Regions from separate parts of the Homo sapiens genome. Here region 2 is linked to region 1. Evidence: read pairs that join two places in POLR2A ChIA-PET (ENCODE). Cell type or tissue: K562. All regions are shown on one strand. Each heading gives the region's core, and the rest is flanking DNA. Links, peaks and the distances in the headings are about the cores only.

Region 1 (5,741 bases), core at 262-5,261:
GCCTCCTAGCCTTTTCCAAGGATAATGTGGGCTTTCAGGTCTGTAACCTAGGCAGGCATTATATTATTATTATTATTATTATTATTATTATTATTATTTTGAGGTGGAGTCTTGCTCTTTCGCCCAAGCTGGAGTACAGTGGCGCGATCTCTGCTCACCAAGCCTCCAGGTTCAAGCGATTCTCCTGCCTCAGCCTCCCGAGTAGCTGGGATTACAAGCGCCTGCCACCATGCCTGGCTAATTTTTTATATTTTTAGTAGAGATGGGGTTTCACTGTGTTGGCCAGGCTGGTCTTGAACTCCTGACCTCAAGTGATCCTCCCCCCTGGCCTCCTAAAGTGCTGGGATTACAGGTGTGAGCCACCGTGCCTGGCCAAGGCAGGCATTATATTAAATGCCCTGGTTGATGAAGCCGTAGAGGCTCTGTAATTTCTGTCTGAAATGGTCTCTTCTTGTATTAGGCAAATCAGGCGAGCCCTGTTGGCAGGCTTGGATTTCCTGTCTGTCTCTTGGGGACGTTGCTTGAGTGGAAGTCACCCACCTGACAGCTCCCTTCTACTTTGCTGCTTTATAAATACATTGACATATCATGTCTATTTTAGTACTCTAAAGCTGAGGGTCGGCAGGGGGACCAGTGAGGAAGTTGTAGGATGTAAGTGTTCAGTCTTCTGTTTGTAACCAGAAGCTGTAAACCAGCAGAGACCTCAGACAAATCATATCCCTCTTGGGGTGACCAGGTGCAGATCTTCCAGGGAGCCGTCTAATGGAATTTCCTGGTTAATGGACACAGAGAACCACTGCTAAGAACGATTTCCTTTTCTCTTTCAATCTGCAGCACTTTTTATGAAGACTGGTCTTTTGTGATGGATGAAGAAAGGTCCAGTATGCTTCCTACCATGGCAGCAGGTAAGCCTGGCCCAGACCAGGGTGCAGGGCCTTGTGACACTTGGCAGAGGGGCTGCCTTGGGGCAGTTCCACAGCGCCATGGAGTGTTGTGATTCTTCTGTCCCTCAACAACTCAATGAGTCACTTGCTGCTGTCCTTCTTTTACTAGGACTGAATGTTGGTTTTTTAATTTGTATTCCTTTAAAGAGAGAGCCTCACTCTGTTGCCCAGGCTGGAGTGCAGTGATGCAACCTCGGCTCACTGCAACCTCCGCCTCCTGGGTTCAAGTCATTTTCCTGTCTCAACCTTCCGAGAAGCTGGGATTACGGGCGCCTGCCACCATGACCAGCTAATTTTTGTATTTTAATAGAGATAGAGTTTCACTATGTTGGTCAGGCCGGTCTCGAAATCCTGGGCTCAAGTGATCCACCCGCCTTGGCCTCCCAAAGCATTGGGATTGCAGGTGTGAGCCACCGTGCCCGACCACAGTGTTGGGTCCATTTATCTAGAATGGGAGACCCTGGCAGAGAAAGTGAAGATTTGAAGGTTTTTAGTTGGGCTTTGGAGATGTAATATACATTGCGGGGAATTGGAGGTGGGAGACCTACCTTTGAATCCTGGCTTTACCCCTTGCTACCTGGTGACCTGGGCAGATGCCGTAAGCTTTGCTGCCTTTTCTTTCCTCTCTGTGAGGTGGGAATCATGCTGTCTCAGCAGTCATCTTCATGGGGCTGTGAGAGAATCATGTGAGATCAGGAGTCGCACACATGACGAGTCAACATGGAGAGACCCTGGGTTGATGTTAGTCGGTGGACTGTTACGTTGTTCGCCCTTTGACTCAAAGTGTGAAAGGTGGAATCAGCCGGACTGAAGTGGGCAACTTGCTTCCTCTTTCCAAGTTTTTTGTTGCCTCCTTTTTGTTTTTCCTTGAAAATTTATACTAAATCTCAAATATCTGGGGTTGTTAGTCCTGTCCATTGATGAGAAAAAGAATTTGACCATAATTTCCTTTGTAGATCATAAGATGCCAAGTGTAAGTTTCTGTCCACAGTAATGATGATGATGTTAACCAGTGCACATTTGATGGTTTATGGAGCTGAGTGTTTTGTGAGTGATTGCCTTTAATACTTACAATCCTGTGAGGAAGATAATATTGTCCCCATCTTACAGATAAGGTGACTGGAGTACAGGGAGATGCTAAGTTGCTGGACCAAGGTCTTTTTTTTTTTTTTTTTTTTTTTGAGACGGAGTTTCACTCTCGTTGCCCAGGCTGGAGTGCAATGGCAGGATCTTGGCTCACCACAACCTCTGCCTCCTGGGTTCAAGCGATTCTCCTGCTGCAGCCTCCCGAGTAGCTGGGATTATAGGCATGCACCAACACGCCTGGCTAATTTTGTATTTTTAGTAGATATGGGGTTTCTCCATGTTGGTCAGGCTGGTCTCGAACTCCTGACCTCAGGTGATCCACCTGTCTCAGCCTTCCAAAGTGCCGGGATTACAGGTGTGAGCCACCGTGCCCAGCCTGGATCAAGGTCTTGTAGCTAGTAGGTGGCAGTGCCGGGATTCACTCCCAGGCAGCCTGATCCCGGAACTTGTGCCTTTACCTCCTCCCAGTTGACCTCTTATTCATATTCATTTTCCTGGCTGTTAGGGAGAGAACGTGGCATGACTCAACTCCCATGATAACGGATGTCTGCTGACCCCAGTTTCATGGGAGGTTTTTTTTTTTTTTGAGGCAGAGTCTTGCTTTGTCACCCAGGCTGGAGTGCAGTGGCGCGATTTTCGCTCCCTGCAACGTCCGCATGGGAGGTATTTTTATACCTATTTAAGATCAACGTGCCTCCTCTTCTGTACTCTGTTGTCTGCAGCTGTCTTCTCTTGTTGCTGGTATGACTGCCCATCAGCAAGCACTCCAGACTTTTCCCTTTTTTTGGGCAGGTCTGAACTCCATACTCTTTGCGATTAACATCGACAACAAGGATTTGAACGGGCAGAGTAAGTTTGCTCCCACCGTTTCAGACCTCTTAAAGGAGTCAACGCAGAACGTGACCTCCTTGCTGAAGGAGTCCACGCAAGGAGTGAGCAGCCTGTTCAGGGAGATCACAGCCTCCTCTGCCGTCTCCATCCTCATCAAACCTGAACAGGAGACCGACCCCTTGCCTGTCGTGTCCAGGAATGTCAGTGCTGGTGAGTGGGAACGGGTGCTCGAGGCGGAGCAGAGGGAATCAGAATGTGGCGGATGGGGTGGACATATCTTGTCATCTGAAAGTCATTCCAAGGGGAATGGAGTCCAGTGCACTTGCGTTTTCCATTTGTGTTTCTGTTTCTCATCCTCATTCACTCTGAAAGGGCTCTGACGGCCTTACCTAGATGCGAGAATTGCCGGGTGGAAAAATGAACAGCTCAACCATAGCAAACGGAAAGTGAGAGTGTGAGAGACACCGGGAGCCAGATGACGTTGATCCTCATTCATTAATTCCTTTATTTGTTCCTTCATCGTATTCTGTGTGTTAGGCGGTGAGCCGAATAGGAAAGACAGATTACCAGCAGGTAGCCTGCAGTCTCCTTTGGGATGGGTGTGGGTGGGTAGTTCATGACAAAATATATAATTTATGATCCTTAGGATAAAAGGGATGAAAGCCAAGCATAGACTGCTATGGGGAACATCTGCCATTGGTCTTGCCTCTGACTGGGGATGGCATTTAAGGCCTCAGGAAAGAGAGGAGTTGTCAGGTTTGACTCTAGGCTCTGGGGAAGCAAAAGAGTTGATTCAGGCCGGTCGTGGTGGCTCATGCCTATAATCCTAGCACTTTGGGAGGCCGAGGCAGGAGGATCGCTTGAGTTCAAGGGTTCTAGACCAGCCTGGGCAATGCAGTGAGACCCTGTCTCAATTTTTTAACTTTTTTTTTTTTTTTTTGAGACAGAGTCTCACTCTATTGCCCGGGTTGGAGTGCAGTGGCATGATCTCAGCTCACTGCAACCTCCACTTCCCGGGTTCAAGCAATTCTCCTGCCTCAACCTTCTGAGTAGGTGGGACTATAGGCATGTGCCAACATGCGTGGTTTCTTTTTGTATTTTTAGCAGAGACAGGGTTTCCCCATGTTGGCCAGGCTGGTCTTGAACTCCTGACCTCAGGTGATCTGCCCGCCCTGGCCTCTCAAAGTGCTAGGATTACAGGCGTGAGCCACTGTGCCCAGCCTGTTTTTAAAAAATTTTAATTAAAAAATTAAATATAAAAAAAGAAAGTTGATTCAGTTAAGATTAATTTGGTGAGAAGTTTTCAATACCCTTTGATTCCTTTGGGACATTAAGATGTTACTACAGCAAAATTGGAAATTTTGTTGTAGTATGTATGTGTATATATGTAGAGACAGGGTCTTGCCATGTTGCCCAGGCTGGTCTTGAACTCCTGGCCTCAAGTGATCCTCCTGCCTTGGCCTCCCAAAGTGCTGGGATTACAAGTGTGAGCCACTGCACCTGGTTGAAATTGGAAATTTTGGGCTTAAGTACTTAGTATTCTCAAATCTCTGAAACAAGGCAGTAACTGTGGCCATCCCTTTGGAATTATTCATGGTGAAAGTGTAGAGTCCCATGGTGTCTTTGGTACACAGTGGCCTTGTCTGTCTTGCCCTGTGCTTCTCCAGCAGAGACCCTGCACGAACCTTGTAGAAGATAGGGCTGTTGACAGCTTTGTGTAACAGACACTGAAATTTCTACACCCACAGGAGTAGAAGTTCCACCCATTTTTGGAACTCTGCTTTTGAGGTGATCTCAGAGTTGTGCTATACCAGTGAGGCCTCACCGCATCACACATTGGTTTAGACAGATTGGATTTTTGGAATTGGCTCAAAGTGTCTTACATCCAAGTGTGATGATTAAAATAGGGGCACAAAGTGTCTTCTGTGAGTGCTGGTCACTAAGGCAAGCTTGATTTCTTTTTCAGTTAACATTTGCTATATAACAAGTGATTTAAAAATGTAGCGGCTTAAAACCACTGCAGTTCGTTACTTTTTTGTGTGGGTTGGCATGGTGGCTCTTCTGCTGGGCTCTTTCGGCTCACTCATGGGAGCTGGTGGTTAGATTGGAAGATCCAAGATGGCCCCATCCACGTGTCTGGAATCAGTGCTGGGGCAGCTCGGGTTCTACTCATAGCCTCTCATCCTCCAGTCGGCTGAACTGGCTTCTTTATATATGGGGTCAGGGCCACTGTCCAGGAAAGCAAAGGCAAAGCTGAGACCTTTTAACACCTAGCTACTAGAACTCACACAGTGTTATTTCTGCCACTTTTTTTTTTTGGAGAAAGAGTCTCGCTCTGTCACCCAGACTGGAGTGCAATGGCGCAATCTTGGCTCACTGCAACCTCTGCCTCCCGTGTTCAAGAAATTCTCCTGCCTCAGCCTCCCAAGTAGCTGGGATTACAGGCACCTGCCACCACGCCCAACTAATTTTTTTTTTTTTTGTATTTTTAATACAGACGGGGTTTCACCATGTTTGCCAGGCTGGTCTTGAACTCCTGACCTCAGGTGATCCACCCGCCTTGACCTCCCAAAGTGCTGGGATTATAGGCGTGAGCCACCGCGCCCGGCCCTTTCTGCCACATTCTTTTGGTAGAAGCAGGGCATGGTGGCTCATGCCTATAATCCCAGCAATTTAGGAGGCTGAGGTGGGAGTATTGCTTGAGGCCAGGAGTTTTGAGACTAGCCTGGGCAGCACAGCAAGACCTCATCTCTACAAATAATAATAAAATTAGCTGGGTGTTGTGGCATGCACCTGTAGTCCCAGCTACTCAGGAGGCTGAGGGCAGAGGATTGTTTGATCCCAGGAATTTGAGGTTACAGTGAGCTATGATTGCACCAT
Region 2 (5,741 bases), core at 557-5,556, 220 kb after region 1:
TCCAACCAACCAGCCCCTCTGGAGACCGTGGTCTACCAGTCATCTCAGTAGCTTACAGAACAACACCTGTCACTTAGGAGATTCCAAGGGACTTCAGAGCTGTATGCCAGGAAATGTTGCAAAATGAAATAATATATATTTGCTATTATGAATTATAGTGTCACTGTGATAGAGCCAAAATTTGAACCCAGAGATGGCGTGTGTCTCTGCCCACACTACTGATCATCTGCAATTCCCCATCTATTATTGAAAAAAAAAAAAAAAAGAATATCCCACTCAGACAACGTGGTTCTTGGTCTTGTTCTTGAGGGATGCAGTCAAGTATGTAAATTTTTTTTTTCTTTGAGATGGAGTCTTGCTCTGCCACCCAGGCTGAAGTGCAGTGGCACAATCTCAGCTCACTCCAACCTCTGCCCCCTGGGTTCAAGTGATTCTCCTGCCTCAGCCTCCTGAGTAGCTGGGATTACAGACACCCGCCACCACGCCTGGCTAATTTTGTATTTTTAGTGGAGATGGGGTTTTACCGTGTTGGCCAGGCTGGTCTCGAACTCTTGATCTCAAGTGATCCGCCTGCCTCAGCCTCCCAAAGTGCTGGGATCACAGTGAGCCACTCTGCGCAGCCCAGTCTGTACTTTTTGGGTAGTGTTTCCTTGGCTTGGGTATCACTGGAACCCCTTGCTTTTTAGTGGAGAATCCATTACCTGGGAAGTAGGTTCGTATAATGTGTTTTTAAAGCATTTGGAAAGGTTAAAATTTATAGTTTTCTTAAATTATGAGTAGACAACCAAAAATGTTAGCATGGGTGCGAGTGTGTGTGTGTGTGTATGTGTGGCATGCAGGGGAGTAGGCTCCCTTTGGTGTTTAACACACGGCCTTGGATGTTCCCAAGCGGGGGATTTTGAAATTAAGCAGGCTGGGGTTTTCATCACTGGGTTCATCATTGACAGCATTTTCTAAAATCCAGCCCTCCGTTTTCTCAGCTCTGAAATAGAGATTTCATGCCGTGGTGTTTGAATTCTCAAGTGGGATGGTTAAATTGTCCAGGCTGTGATGTGCTCCTGGGGTCCTTTAGGCAGTAGCCCCTTAGCACCTTTATTGCTGCCTGTGGATTTGTGTTTGTGCTGGAGCCCAAGACCATGGCAGGGCACTGGAACCTCCCTCATCCTGCAGGAGCAGCCATGTGTGCTCAGCTGTTGACCAGGGCTGTCCGGAAAGAGCAGCGCCTCTGGAAGGTGCTGTAGCTGGAGGCTGTTGGGTAACCGCATTCCTCGCAATGGAACGGCAAGTTATCTTTTGGAGGGAGATCTGAGCTGTTTACTCCCTGGCTTCTACCTCCCAGCCTCTGCACTGCATATACCCTGTGGAGTGATCCCTAAAAACGTCCAATCATCGCACTTCTTCTGAATCCTCCAGGGGCTGCTTGTTTTGCTCAGAATAAAATACCATAGCCTGCAAACCCTTACTGTCCCCTCTCTGGTCTCATTTCCTACCAATGTCTCCCTCCTCCATTATCCTTTAGCCACATGGGGCCTCCTCACTGTTGGTAGAACATGTGGGTGCCCGCCCCAGGCCCTTTGCATTTGCGGTTCCCGGGAACGTTCTCTGCAGGGCTGTGCGGAGCTCACTCCCCTGCCTTATCCCAGTCTCTGCTCAGACAGCTCCTCACTAGCGAGGGCTTTCTTCGAACCTTATTTAACTAGCACTTGCAACCATCATTTTCTCACACTTTAACTTCCTCTAGCCCTTCCTCTGGCCTGGCATATTAAATAGTCACTTCTTGGGTCTCTGAGTCTCCTCACTGGAACAGAAGCTTCATATTGGCACTCACTTTTACCCCCCTTGATACATCCCTGTATCTCTAGTGCCTGGTACCTGGCAGGTAATGAACCTTCAGTAGCTAGTTGTGTAGGAACTAAATGAAATACTTGCCCAGAGTCACCCCTGCTAAGCGGTAGAGCCAGACTTTGACTCCCAGGGTCTGTTTCATCGCAGAGCTCCGGGGTCTTGTTGCCCGTGTTTCTCCCTTTGCTACAGTGAGCACTTGAAGATGGTGGATGTTACTGTTAGGAAGACCATTTCCTTTGTTGGAACACTGTGGGTAACCGGTGTCTTGTAGACATCATTGGCATCTCACCTGGAAGGGTCCTTTCTCCTTCGGAACTGTAAAGTGTCCCAAATTTCCTAAGACACAGAACCTTGCCCGTTGTTATGGGACCTGGGCATACCTCATTTTATGCATTTGAATGTCCTGGAAAACCATCTCTGAATTTAAAATGATTCTTTATTTTCGTCATCAGCATCTCACACTGTTTGCATCTGGGTCATGCTCAGCTTGTTCACATTGAAAGCAAAACAGTAACCTCATCATACTGTTTGCCATGCCGCTCTCCATGGTATCAGAAGTTTCACTTAATTTAGACAGAAAACCCTATGTGTTCTCTGGTGCCTGCTAGCAAGCTCAGCACAGTTTCTACCTATTTTAGACGACTTAACACAGATACCCCCAAACAGATGTGGCCGGCTGCGATGAGATGAAAAGTTATGAATGTTCTCTAAGTTTAGATGACCTGCTGATGGTACTGACTAACCCACAGCTTTTCTGGAACATGAAAATTAGTTCTTGTTGAACATAAATGTCTATATACTTCTACCAAACACAGTCTCCCTGTCTATTTGAATATAAGGAGAGAAGGCTTCTTGTTTTTGCCAAATCATTATTTTCCCATTTGGAGTGGAACTTCTATAATTATGCCATCAGGGAGACACAGGAGAAAGTTGCTGACTATTCAGAGTATAGGCAGGTAAGTAGACTGCGGATTTTTCCCGTGAATAAGGTAGATGTTAACTAGGTTGATTGGCTCAATGGGAAATCCCAGTTAATAGCATCACCATCTTCACATTTGGCACGAGATTAAAATGGCCAGACTGAATCCTGCTTGGAGGCTCCAGTGAGATTTTGATGTGAAAATACTGTGTAATCTGCAGTGCTATGTAAATTGAAGCAGTATCATTATTTTGATTTCTGTGACAATAAGATAGGTCTTACTGACCTATCTTTCTACATTGTGCTTAAAGCACAATGTAAGTTTCTGATTGAACATGGAAGTATCCAGCCATGTAGATAAAAGCTTCTGTCTTCTTGGATTCCAGCAGGTGTACTTTTCATGCGGTCCTTGACCAGGGCAAAATACAAATTTCTGAACACTGTCAAGGTAACTCAGAATATGGGCAGAAATTGTTAATGCATTTCAGATTGCATTGCTAACCAATGTCTTGAAGCCTTCTATTTTTGAAGTCAGTGTGAGCTATCATCGACATGAATAGAGAAGTATGTTTTTCTCTTGGGGTATTAAATTGTCATTCTTTCCATTTTACTTTACATCATCATCATCATCATCACCATCATCATCATCATCATCATCATTATTATTATTATTATTTGAGATGGGGTCTCACTCTGTTGCCCAGGCTGGAGTGCAGTGGTGCGATCTTGGGTCGCTGCAGTTTCCATCTCCCAGGTTCAAGCGATTCTCCTGCCTCAGCCTTCCGAGTAGCTGGGACTGCAGGCACGCACCACCACGCCCAGCTAATTTTTGTATTTTAAGTAGAGATGGGGTTTCACCATGTTGGCCAGGCTGGTCTCAAATTCCTGACCTCAAGTGATCCACCCACCTTGGCCTCCCAAAGTCCTAGAGATTACAGATGTGAGCCACCACGTCCAGCCCCGTTCTTTCAGTTTTAAAACCCATAAATCACCCTCAGGAAAGATGCGACTTAGAAAAGTTGTAGTTTGATCAGTTGCAAATGTTTGTATTTATTGTTTAGGTTTGACTTTCAGAATTCAGTCACAATTGATTCTTTACGAATTGATTGGTTTATTGGGGGGATGTGCAAAGAGTGTAGAATGGTGTTGTCATCTGTTATTTTTGCCTCTCAAATGACTTGACGTTACTCAGACTTTAATTGTGCTGCCTTCCTTAATACCCAGATGTTCTTTTACTCCCAAGGCAAATTGAACCTTCTCGACTTGAAAGTAAATCCGATGTTGTGCTTGCATGAACTTAGCCTCATGGGATGAATGGTCTCTCATGCCTTGACCCCACATACTCACCTTTGGCAGTTGAGAGATGGGAGATGTCTAACCTGTTCAGTCGATTCCCTCACTTTGTAAATATTAATCCTTATGCTGTGGAGCAACATGGCACATTTACCTCTTATTTATATTTATATTTTTATTTTTTTGTGCATGTCATCTACATGAAATGATATCACCATCTCCGTCACTTCATGGTCTAACTCAGTCTAATTTAAAGTGGTCTCTCGGCTGGGCACAGTGGCTCATGTCAGTAATCCCAGCACTTTGGGAGGGCAAGGCGGGTAGATCGCCTGCGGTCAGGCATTCGAGACCCACCTGGTCAATGTGGTGAAATGCCATCTCTACTAAAAATACAAAAAATTAGCTGGGCGTGGTGGTGTGTGCCTGTAATCCCAGCTACTCAAGAGGCTGAGGCAGGAGAATGGCTTGAACTGGGGAGGTGGAGGTTGCAGTGAGTCAAGATCGCGCCACTGCACTCCAGCCTGGGTAACAGAACGAGACTCTCAAAAAAATCAATCAATAAATAAAGTGGTCTCTCAAGAAGTAACTATGGAATGATTAAAGACTCTACGTTGGTTAACTATTGTTGTGTAACAAATTACCTCACAGTTAGATGGCTTAAAACAACAAACATTTACAATCTTTGTGTGGGATAGACAGCCTGGGTGTGGCTTAGCCACATGCCTGGCTCAGGGTCTCCCCTAAGGCTCTGTCATGGTGTCAGTTGGAGGCTGCGGTTGTCCCAAGGCTCCACTGGAGGAGTGTGCACTGCCCTCATGTGGCTCATGGGGGCTGTTGGCTGCGTGCATCAGTTCCTTGCCATGAGGTTCTCTCCGTAGGAAGCTCGTAAGAATAAATGAACAAGAAAGGCAACCTCACACAGAAGCTGCAGTCTTTATAACTTAATCTCAGTGGTGAAACCCCATCACTTCTGCCATAGTCTGTTTATTGGAGGTGAGTCAATAAACATAGTCTGTTTATTGGAGGTAAGTCCAGCCTATGCTCAAGGGGTAGGGATTATATAAGAATGTGAATACCAAGGGGCAGGGGGAATTGGAACCATCTTTGTTGAATGTAATATATTGGAACCATCTTTTTTTTTTTTTTGAGACAGAGTCCCACTCTGTTGCTCAGGCTGGAGTGCAGTGGCGTGATCTCAGCTCACTGCAACCTCCGCCTCCTGGGTTCAAGTGATTCTCCTGCCTAAGCCTCCTGAGTAGCTGGGATTACAGGCATGTGCCACCATGCCCGACTAATTTTTGTATTTTTAGTGGAGACCAGGGTTTCACCTGTTGGGCAGGCTGGTGTTGAACTCCTAACCTCAAGTGATCCGCCTGCCTTAGCCTCCCGAAGTGCTGGGATTTCAGGTGTGAACCACTGTGCCCTGCCTGGGGTCCATCTTCGAAGCTGCTTACTGATGGGAAAAGTATGATATAGTTAGGCTTAATTTTGTATTATTTCATACATGGAATTGAAATTTTTGGCATGCTTGCTAAAACTGAACCAGGGCAGCAAGGAAGTCAGGTAGTTGCAGGGGAAGGTTGACTGGCTAGTTGCTGAGAGAACTTATGTAAATTCATGACTGTCCAGGGTCTTTCCCCAAGCCTTTAAGGTCAAAAAGCTTATTTCTGCACCTCTGCCCCCA

The links. Peaks named below come from ENCODE experiments on the same cell type or tissue, not always from the same donor. Only the 100,000 strongest peaks of a DNase experiment are listed, where the experiment ranks them.
Region 2: POLR2A ChIA-PET joins it to region 1 with 5 read pairs; 2 of 35 experiments call an interaction of 5 or more read pairs at or near these places.

The regions. Positions count from the first base shown.
Region 1 is chr16:12,045,550-12,051,290 of GRCh38, forward strand. It overlaps SNX29 (sorting nexin 29), which reads left to right. Exons shown (of 21, transcript NM_032167.5): 6 at 835-905; 7 at 2,823-3,071. Among named protein-coding and RNA genes, the nearest start is that of SNX29, 72 kb to the left of the region's middle. In K562, for the core only: no CTCF peak of the experiment used is centred there; a DNase peak (open chromatin) is centred at 2,542; H3K4me3 peaks cover 774 bases.
Region 2 is chr16:12,266,438-12,272,178 of GRCh38, forward strand. All of the region lies in intron 14 of SNX29 (sorting nexin 29), which reads left to right. Among named protein-coding and RNA genes, the nearest start is that of SNX29-AS2, 100 kb to the right of the region's middle. In K562, for the core only: a CTCF peak has its summit at 4,867 (motif pointing left); a DNase peak (open chromatin) is centred at 4,874; H3K27me3 peaks cover 942 bases.